Linked DNA regions of Mus musculus: region 1 is linked to region 2. A link is a loop called in an ENCODE intact Hi-C map of the cell type or tissue named here. Cell type or tissue: heart. All regions are shown on one strand.

Region 1 (5,000 bases), 78 kb before region 2:
TTAGTTCTAATAATGACAATAATTTATGGCCACAGACATGGGCTTGACTTTTTTTTTTTTTTACAACTCCAGTTTCTAAAGCAAAATCTTTCTCCACCATTTGACATGTTAGCAGTCCCAGTAGAATCTGGGCTCGAGAAGAAAAAGAACACTTTATGGTAGAATGTATTACCATTTCATAAACAATATTGTTTATAAAGAAGCACCTCTCTACTGTATTGAAGTATTTAAAAAGGCCTTCTGGAGCTTTAATGAATACGGCTTTTCCATAGAGGATCCAGACATAGCTGGAGACACACCACACTCTTAACAGCTTGTACAAGAATCTTCAGATTATAACCTGCGTGCCCTGGTGGGTGCTCTCACCCTGGGGCGGTGCCCTCTGCAGTCTTCAAAGTACTTGAGAATAACGTTACAGACTAGGTGTGAATGTTCCAGAGAAGGAAGCTGCTTCGGCATGTTGGGTACGAAGCTCCTGGGGTAGCGTCCAGTGCCTAGAACAGGACCTAGTATGTGGGTGCTGGCTGACAGCAGCAGAGCTTAACCGAGGCTCCCTACAGTGTGGAAAGTGGGGACCTACCCCCCGGCCTTCAGACGAGGGCAGAAGGAGGCTTACCTTCATTGAGTTCTCGCTCCCTGCTGGGAGTTTCCCTTCTGTGTGCTGACCACACGCAATCCTCACAACAGCCTTAGGATAGAGTCCCTCCTCCTTGAACAGTCACATCAGCACTAAGAGTGTACACAGAGGAAGTGGACAGCTGTCTGCCCCACTGCCTACTCTGTCGTCTCCCAAACTTGCAAGGTCACATATTTCATTCCTTCATGTAGTAACTTATCAGTCCAGAGGATTCCAGGAGCCCTGGGAATGCGTGTTTGTAAAATTCATTTAAATTCATTAAAGTCATTCAACTTACATGACTTCTCATAGATTCTTATCATCTGGGCCTTGGAATGGTCTATATAATCATTGGTTCCCAGAGGATTTTCTGTGCCCTTAATTTCAGTGACTATCCACAGTTTTTTCTTGGCAGGAGTATGTGTAGACATCCCAGTTAGCTCAACAGGACTGTCCCAGCAGCCAGTCCACCATAACGAGCATGGCTGGTGCAGGCCTGGAGACGTCTACCCATATCGGACACAGTGTGTTTTGTGAACCAAGTGAGGTGTAGAGGAATAAAGTCCTCTGCCTTCCTGCAGCCTTAATGGTCTGCTGTGCAGGCTCCCTGGTGACTCAGGAGTTGTTCCTGAAATCAGCGTGGCAGTGTGAGACAAGATGTCCTGCGTGTGCCAGTGGTGGTTTTTAGGGGCATCCCAGTGCAGCGTCTGTCCATTGTGAAGTAGTGTGGTCGTGAAGCAGTACTATGGTTCAGTGAGCAGCGCACTACATGGGTCAGAAATGACAGTGTGACAGAGTCACATACCTTGAGGCAGACCTGCGTGATAATCACCAAGATTGCTTTTTCCACCCGTGTTTCAAAGCCGACATGAAGAATGAGCCCTCGCCTGAGTCACTGTTTTAACCTGGCTTAATAGAATTTCCTTTTTCCAGTTTCTTTGCGTTAGGGTAATAGACAGAATGGTCGTTAAAGTTAGAGGCTTGGTAATCAAGCGAGGTGGCATTCTGTGGCTAATCAGCCTTGTCTCCTGCCTGTGCCGGCTTGTGTAGGCTGGCGCCTTGGCTCTCGGGTGGCCGCTATGAGCACACAGGCTGGCCCAGAATAGGACACAGCCCTGCCTGCAGGCTCTGCTAGGATAGCTTTCGCCATGGCGTGGTGCTTTGGTTTAATCATTGTCAGAGGTCAGAGTTGAAAACTAAAACCCTAGACGCTTGTGGAATGTGCGTCTAGGTGTAGTTACTCATTGTGTGGTGTGTCCTTTGCTCCCCTTGCACGTCACTCCTGTGTGCCTGTGGACACTGCTCTCGACAGCCTCCCGACCCAAGGAAAGAACCGCAAGGACTTTCCAGTACACTTCCACCTGTGGCCGCCCTCAGCTGTGGGTTAGAAATAAACACTGGACCTACATACTAGAGTGCCTGGCCTGGCTCAGACGTGGGCGTGAGCAGTGTTGCTGTTTGAAAGTGAAATCTGAAGCTCTAGTAACTCTTGGGTTGCTTAGTTTCAGCTTTCCACATGGAATAAATAAAACAAAATAAAACAAAAGGGAGGTGAGGTTCCGCCCTCTGAGATACAGACTCTTTAAAGAGGATTTTTATTATTCTGAACCTAGTTTCATGAGAAAATATGTTGAGATAAATAAGATCAAACAATCAAATGATGCCAGTGGGGATGAAAGCACATACGTTCCTAGTGTAGCCATTGGGGTATCTTCTATTTTAAAGACTGCTTGTCTCTATTTTTAGTTCCACCAGAAACATAATTGTTGGCACAGGGTTGGAATGTATTGTCGGTGCATGCCTGTGATGTCATCATTGCAAGTTACCCTCAAAAACTAAGCCAGAGCCCCAACTCAGCCCGTGACCTCCGCCCTCAGCTACAGAAACAGCTGTATTCCTGTCGAGCCTTTGCTGAGGAGCTGGGCTTCCACAGGGACTCAAGTGGGGAACGTGTTGCAGTGATCATTTTTCTAAAATTCCTAGTAATTTCTCAGTGTTCTACAGCAGAGAACAGGACCCCGTGTGACTGACTTCAGATTGGCTTCTCTTTGAAGTAGGGCTTCCTCACTGTCCATGGGCTGATGGTATAGCTTTAGGTCTCTCTGTAAGAGACGCCGTTACTGTCATTACTTCACGCCTTAAGGAATCAAGACCTCCACCAGTCTGTTACTCCTTCAAGGTATGCTTCATGGATGATCACGTTAGAGACTGTTGCCATCTTGTGTGGGTAAATGATGTCATTTGTGAGCATAGAGGTGCTCTGCTGTGAGGATGTCATGCCTAAACAATGCAGTGGAAATCCAGTATACAAGTTCAGATACTGGTATTTCTAGACATGGCTTAGTCCTGAAAGAATTTCCTTGCTATGCATTTTAAAGTGTTTGTAGATGGATTAATATATTTTTATGCAATGTATTTTACACTTATTTCTAGACCAAACTCTTCAGTGGCTTCTTCAAGTGCATTATTGGGTGGATAAGAGCTTGACGGCTTCACTAACTCGAGGAGCGTGGAGCCAAGCGTCTGGGAAGCGTGTGTGTTCCTACTGTACTTGCAAACCTAAAGCTCTTCCAAAGCTTTGTACTTTTTTTCCATGAAACAGATTAAATATTTTTCTCTCCAAAGTTGTGTTTCTGTCTTGAATATTCTCTGTATTTTAAGTATATCACTGATTTTACTACTTGGAAACTTGTAAGCTGGGGCTGGATAAATGGCTTAGTGGATAAAGCTTGGAGTTTGGGGTCTCTGCACCACATAACCACTGAGCTTGTGTGGGTGACCAGAAATTAGGATCCTCTCATGGAGTTTTTAGTCTCATTTATCTGGGGGTTTAGAAATGGATTCAAATGGAAGCATTAGGACAACTTTATTAGCGGCTAAAGAGAAACCTCAAAGGGGCAAGCTGTGAGCCTTAGCAGCTGCCTGGAGGAGGGAGGAGGACAGAAGGAGAAAGCCATGGATGCTCGCATGGAAGGCACGCACATGGAGGGGAGGAAGCAGTAGAGAAAGCAAGGAAGCCCAAGATGCTGAGGAAAGTGATAGGAAAAGCATCCCTAGAACGGAGAAGAAAAGGAAAAGCTGTTCTTGGGCAATTCAAAATAGCACACAGATGCAGGCTTGGACCTTTTTCTGACTATGGCTCCTAAGCTGCTGCAGTAGGGGCAGGGACTCTGGGAAGTAAGAGGTGTAGTAGCATCATATTAAAGCTCTAATGATTCCATCCAACTCTTCAGCATGTCTTAAGGTAAGCCACCTTCCTGGGCCTGGAAGTCAGAGTGATTGAAGCAGCCCACCTGGAATGTTAGGTCTCTACCCAGGTCCAAGAGTCTGTTCTCATAAGTAGGAAAAAATTTTTAAAGATTTTATTTATTTAATGCGTATGAGTTTACTGTAGCTGTCTTCAGACATACCAGAAGAGGGTATCAGACCCAGCTACAGATAGTTGAGAGCTACCATGTGTTTGCTGGAAATTGAATTAGTCAGAAGAACAATCAGGGCTCTTATCCTCTGATATACTCGGCTGCTTAGGAACCTATTTATAACAGAAAGGCTCATTACTTTAGCCAAGGTACACAGGGATACCCAGGCACGGCAACTGCATTTAAACACTGAGTGTCCGTTTCCACCCAAGTCTGAGGGGAAGTGCGGGGTCGTGCATCCAGAGGCCCTGTGGATGACACCAAGTCCTAGCCAAGTGCATGGGAGCCAGTAGATTCTCAGGCTCTCCAACTCTGTCAACAGTGAAGTCTTGACCTGCAGTCCTAGGGTGTCATCTCATGGTAGTGCAGATCGCCGACAAAACTGGGTTCTTTTCTTTTTGAGACAGCTCTCTAGGTCTGACCTAGAACTCAATGGTCCTTCTGTCTCAGCCAGAATAATACAGTAGTCACTTGCAGAAACTGATTCAGTCCAATGTTTGTGTACATACACAAAAATGTTTTAGCACATAAAACAAGACAAAAAACCAACAAATATTAACGGCCTAAATATTTGCCGGTAGTGAGATATTAAGGAGCAGGTCATCCATCGAGGAGACTAAACCAGTTATGGTTAATATAACTATGGGTGTGTGCTTGCACTTAAACATCTTCAGACAACATGTTTCAGAATACATATCATATTTTTGCTTTTCAAAATTAAGCATGCATGCACATATGTGCGTTTATAAACAGACTTTGCTTTGCAGTTATAGAAGACTATAAAATTGTGCAAGCCAGAAGTCATAGCATACACCAGAATTCTATGATGATGAGAGACCAAGGCACAAGAACCACAAGATTAAGGCCAACCTTGGTTTAAACAATTATTGGGGTTGGAGTTTTAGCTCAGTGGTAGAGTGTTTGCCTAGCAAGTGCAAGGCCCTGGGTTCGGTCCTCAGCTCTGG
Region 2 (5,000 bases):
TGGCATTTTTCTGTCATGAGTCAGTTGACAAGAAAATTGAGAAAACAAAACAACCACTGCCAAAAAGATTTTTTTCCTCTCTTTACTTCTATCCAAACAAGTGAACCCAGACATTCAGATAGGAAGGAAAAGAGAGAGGGACAGACGGAGGGAGGAAAGGAGGAAGGGAGGGAGGGAGAGATGGAGGGAGGAAAAGGAAGTTAGTAATATTTCAGACGCCTTCAGCACACCCCTTTCCCAAGGTACAATGTAGATCTGGGGACGCACATTTTATCCAGCTGCTACCCATCTGGAATCTCGGAGAACTTCTGTCTGGTAGCCCATGTGAAAAAGCCAAAAACAAACCAAACCACCTTGGATTTTCCGCCTGATTTCGTAGACTTTTCCAGGAGGTAGACTCCAGACAGGAGTTGAGGCAACTTGCTGCTCTTGGCTTGCAAGTGACCGTTTAGCACGCGGGTGTTTCAGGGAAACTGGTGGGCCTGGAGATTGATTAATCTGCATCCTGTGCCTCCTGGGGCTCCCAATCAGCCTCTTGGCTCCTGGAGCCTCCAGCCTCTGGTGTCGCAAGGCTCACAGGGGTGAGAACGAAAGTGGCGCAAATGTCACCAGTGAGCAACACGTCACTGCTTGGGTGTCATCTGGCTTGTCCATTTACTTCCAGGTCTCTCTTGTGTATGAAACTGGTGACAGTGACCACCACGCTTCCACTGGCCACAAAATGGCTCCTGTCCCTGGACCTAAGGGTGGTTGTATGTTAGGCAGCTGTGTCTGGCTCCTCCACAGGACCCACCTGAGCTACTCTAGCCAGGTTTGAAGATGGACGTGAACACAAAGGACTGCAGGGGACTTGCAGAAGGCACACGTCAACTGCATGTGGAAAAAGACTTCTGGGCTCCTGATGCAGGGAGTCAACATGGCAGAGTGGCCTGTGCAGCCCCTGAGAAGAAACAAGGCCTAAAGGATGTTCAATTTCTCATTTCTACTTTTAGGAATGGATGGTATTTTGTTGGGGCCGGGGAGGGCCAGAGCAGGGCTGGGAATATAATGCACAGACTTCAATACATAAATGTGTAAGGTCTGCCTTTGTTTCGAAGTACGACCCTGATGAAGGACCATGGCATTTTGCTCATTATTAATGTGCTTTGAGAATGAGATTTCCTTTGGAACAAAGTGGCAAATGAAAACGAGACAGGAAGTGGCCCTGTAGCCCCAGACTTTGAAAGGTGTGTGGCTTGTGGATCAGCACAGGCTGCGGCTCCTCATCCGGTGTGCAGACCTACACTAACCTGACCTGTTCTGACTCAGCGTTCACTACCTCTCTGTCCCCACAGCGTTTGGATGGTGAAATTATAACCATCCGTTTCCTAAGTTCTCGGGGGACACTGTAGTGACATCCTTTCTATGGAGAACACCAAATTCAGAAGGATTCAGAACAAGGAGACTCTTATGGAGAGCTACCGTCCACCGTAAGTAAGAGCCAGTCAGTGGAGAGTCACAAGGTCAACTACTCAATTCAGCCGAGGGCCATGGTTGAAAGACTATAACAGAGGAAAAACTCAAACAGTGGAGAGAAAACTCATGGTCCCGGGCATGCGGCCATCTCCTTTGTGAAGTGTAAGCATGAACACAGGGAGTGAGGAAAAGCTGAGAAGCCACAGGAATTAGGCCTGCAGAACTATCGCCTGGCCTTCCTGACAGAAAGAAGTAGGCTGGTGTATGGGAGCCAGCCGCTAAATGTTCCCTGAAACTGCAACACCTCTGAGAGTCAGTGGTTAAACTGTTACAAGTTAGCCACGGCGAGGTATTTACATGGTAGAAATCAGTTAACACTGTGGGTCCTCTCCCATCTCCTGGCACACAGAGAGCAGGCCTGTGAAAGTCCTGCTGACAGCACCTAGCTATCTGTGAGCCGGCAATGGTAACTCTCACCACACACAAACCTGAAGCTGACGGTGACCTTAAAGTGCCTCATTGTACAAAGCAGCAGCCTCTGCCAACATCAGCTCCAAAGTTCCAGGAACAGACTTGGCTCTCACCTACAGCTAAGCATGCTGAAAGTCTCCAAGGGCTTCCAGGGCTTTGTCAGCTACATCCACACACCTGACGCTTGCTTAGGACCACAGACAGATCTTCTCACATGCATGCGTGTGTCATATGAATCAGATATCTCCTGAATGACTCCCCTGGGCACCGCATTTCACTGAGCAGCCGTTGTCCCAGGGACGGGCCCTCTGGAATGAAGGGAGCAGAGACAGGAAGGACTGCAGATATCTGTCGCCCCTGCACATGATCATCTCTTGCAGCTGTTGTAGGCTGTTTCCTCCAGGCTGCCTTGAATGAGAGCATCTGTGATCACCCACAGGAGACACTCACCAGGACCAGCCTATCAACATTCCCTTACGGGTGGAGAGAGGACTGCTAGGCTAATGAGCCTTTACAGATCCCCACATGAACCCAACCCTTACCCAGGTCATGTAAGACCTAATACGTGGACTGGGGATTGGGACCCCAAAGAGTCTTTAGTGCTACATCTTTTCATGATTCATCCACGCCACAGATGGGGCTCTTCAGCGGCATAGCTATTCATAAGCTGCCCAAGAGACTTCCTGTTTTAGATAGGGTTTTCCTGCTGTGAACAGACACCACGACCGAGGCAACTCTCTAATTGGACAACATTTCATCGAGGCTGGCTTACAGGTTCACAGGTTCAGTCCATTATCACCAAGGTGGAAGCAGGGCAGCATCCAGGCAGGCATGGTGCAGGAGGAGCTGAGAGTTCTACATCTTCATCTGGAGGCTGCTAGGAAAATACTGCCTTCCAGGCAGCTAGGGTGAAGGTCTTAAAACCCACGCCCACTGTGACATACCTATTCCAACAGGGCCACACCTTCTAAAAGTGCCACCCTGGGTCAAGCATAGGCAAACCATCACACTTCCCAAAAGGTCTAGGGGCCTTTGAGTTACCCATGCACCCGGAAGTAACTGCACACAAGCTCAGGTTCAGGCAAAGCTGGACGGGATCCTTTCTCTGGTCCGCGCTTCCTCTCCGCCTAGTGCTAACAGTCTTCACCACAGCCGTTTGCATCTGCTCTTCACAGCTCTAACAGCTCTCTGGCTGGCCTCATCTAACACCCGTCATTAAATATTGTACATGATGGGGGAGTATTCCCTGCGGTGCTTCCTCCTCTGAGCTGAAGAGCGGGTCCACCTTTCTCCCACAGCTAACACTAGGACTCCGTGGTGTCCAGACACAGGGTCAGCTTAGCTCACCAGTCTCCCAGCTACTTCCTACCTCTCACCCAATGTGAACCCACTGAGTGATCTCATCTGCATCCCCAACCTGGGACTTCCCTCTTTTGCTGCCTTAACCGCCTCCCCTGATGATTTCCCTTCTACTTACAGGTGGAAGATGGGCCCACTTCAGAAGAACTGGCTGTTTTATCTGACTAGAAGATTCAGCAGGGGCCTTATAACTTCCCTCTTCTTTCTCTTCATCCCCCACCCTCTAGCACACCCAGTTCCCAGCTTCCCTGACTAAAGTTTCCTTCTCCCCTAGAATGGGAGAACCCGTATACCAGAACTTCAGTTCAGCTGGTCACTGTGGCATCCTCAGCCACGCACCGTTCCCAGAGCACTGACAGCTCAGGAAATATTGGAGGAAATGTGTAAATAAAAATCCTGTTTTCTAGACTCATACCTGTGGTTCTACTTCCAGGCTTCCTCCTGCTAACTCGGCTGCCATATCTCCCGCCAGCTCTGAGCTACCTCTCCACCCAGCCCATCAGCAGGCACGGACAGTCTGCCATCACACCAGACCTCTGGTCCAACCGTAGGCTGCCACCTTCCTGCAAATGTCATGGGCCAACTATGAACCTCCCATGTGAACAACCGCAGTCACTTTCTACCTGACTGTGCGCTTCCAGACTAACCCTTCATGCATGTCCTGACCCCTACACTTCACACACCCCACACACCCTACTCAGAGCCAAATACCTTTTAATTGATTGTATTTGTATGTGTTTGTTTATGTGCACTGCACACGTACGAATATGTGGACAAACAAGCCACAGTTCACATGTAGAAGTCATAGGACAAGTTTGTGGGCTTGGCTCTGGTGATTGAAGCCAGATCACCATGCTTAGCAGCAAGCCCCTTTAATGACTGAGCTATCTCGCTGGCCCTAGAGTTATACATTAAATATTTTAAAATTATATGTACTCGTTTATTAGGGAGGGGAGTGTGTGTGTGTCATAATGAGCATGCGGAAGTCAAGACAGCATTTAGGAGTTGGTTCTTTTGATGTGGGTCCTGAGAATTGAACTCAGGAAGCCCAGCGTGGCAGAAGGCACCTTTACCTCCTGAGCTGTCTCGCTGGCTCCAGTCCACTGAGGACTTCTGATGTCTCCACAATGCCCCAGGCCTTTCACTTTGAACACACTCGGTCTGTTTTTTCTGAAGTGTGCATTAAAGGCCGCTGAGCCTTGCTCAGAGTTTTGGAATAGGATATGGAACAAAATGGGGAAAACAACAACAACAACACAACAAGATCACACTCCATGAAGCTTCTCTTCTGCAACAGGAAACAAATAGCAAGCAAAACCACTGGTAATCATTATGTGGTGTCTAACAGAGAGCGGTGACAGGGGTGGAAAACTGAATGACATTTAAAAGGAGCTGGAGATGTTGGTTTAAGGCGTGTGGGGGCAGCCTACAGCATGGAATTGGTCCATAGGATGCAAAAGGAAGAGAGCAAGCCAAGTCCTGCAGGAAGGAGCGTGTCTGTGGCAGAGTTCCTCTCGGTGCTGTGACCTCCAGGACACTCGTGCATAGGATTACAGGAATCTTGAATACATATGTGATTGCGATTATGAAAGTGAAAGTCAAGCAGGGCTGTGCTTTCCTTTTCTGGGGAAGACCCAGGTGGGGCTCCTGGTGCTCCTGCCTCATGCACAGCTGTGGCTTATCCACGGGCTTATTTTATAAGGCAGCAACTGCGA

What was found. Hi-C counts contacts between places; a loop is a spot of excess contacts. Peaks named below come from ENCODE experiments on the same cell type or tissue, not always from the same donor. Only the 100,000 strongest peaks of a DNase experiment are listed, where the experiment ranks them.
Region 1: a loop joins it to region 2, with 1.8 times the contacts of the local background. A loop is called at or near these places in 1 of 42 quality-filtered maps.

Annotation. Positions count from the first base shown.
Region 1 is chr19:56,600,264-56,605,263 of GRCm38, forward strand. It overlaps a transcript of Nhlrc2 not described here. Among named protein-coding and RNA genes, the nearest start is that of Nhlrc2, 55 kb to the left of the region's middle. In heart, no CTCF peak of the experiment used is centred here; no DNase peak of the experiment used is centred here; H3K27ac peaks cover 1,231 bases.
Region 2 is chr19:56,678,151-56,683,150 of GRCm38, forward strand. No RefSeq gene overlaps it. Among named protein-coding and RNA genes, the nearest start is that of Gm32492, 12 kb to the left of the region's middle. In heart, no CTCF peak of the experiment used is centred here; DNase peaks (open chromatin) are centred at 591 and 1,961; H3K27ac peaks cover 1,958 bases.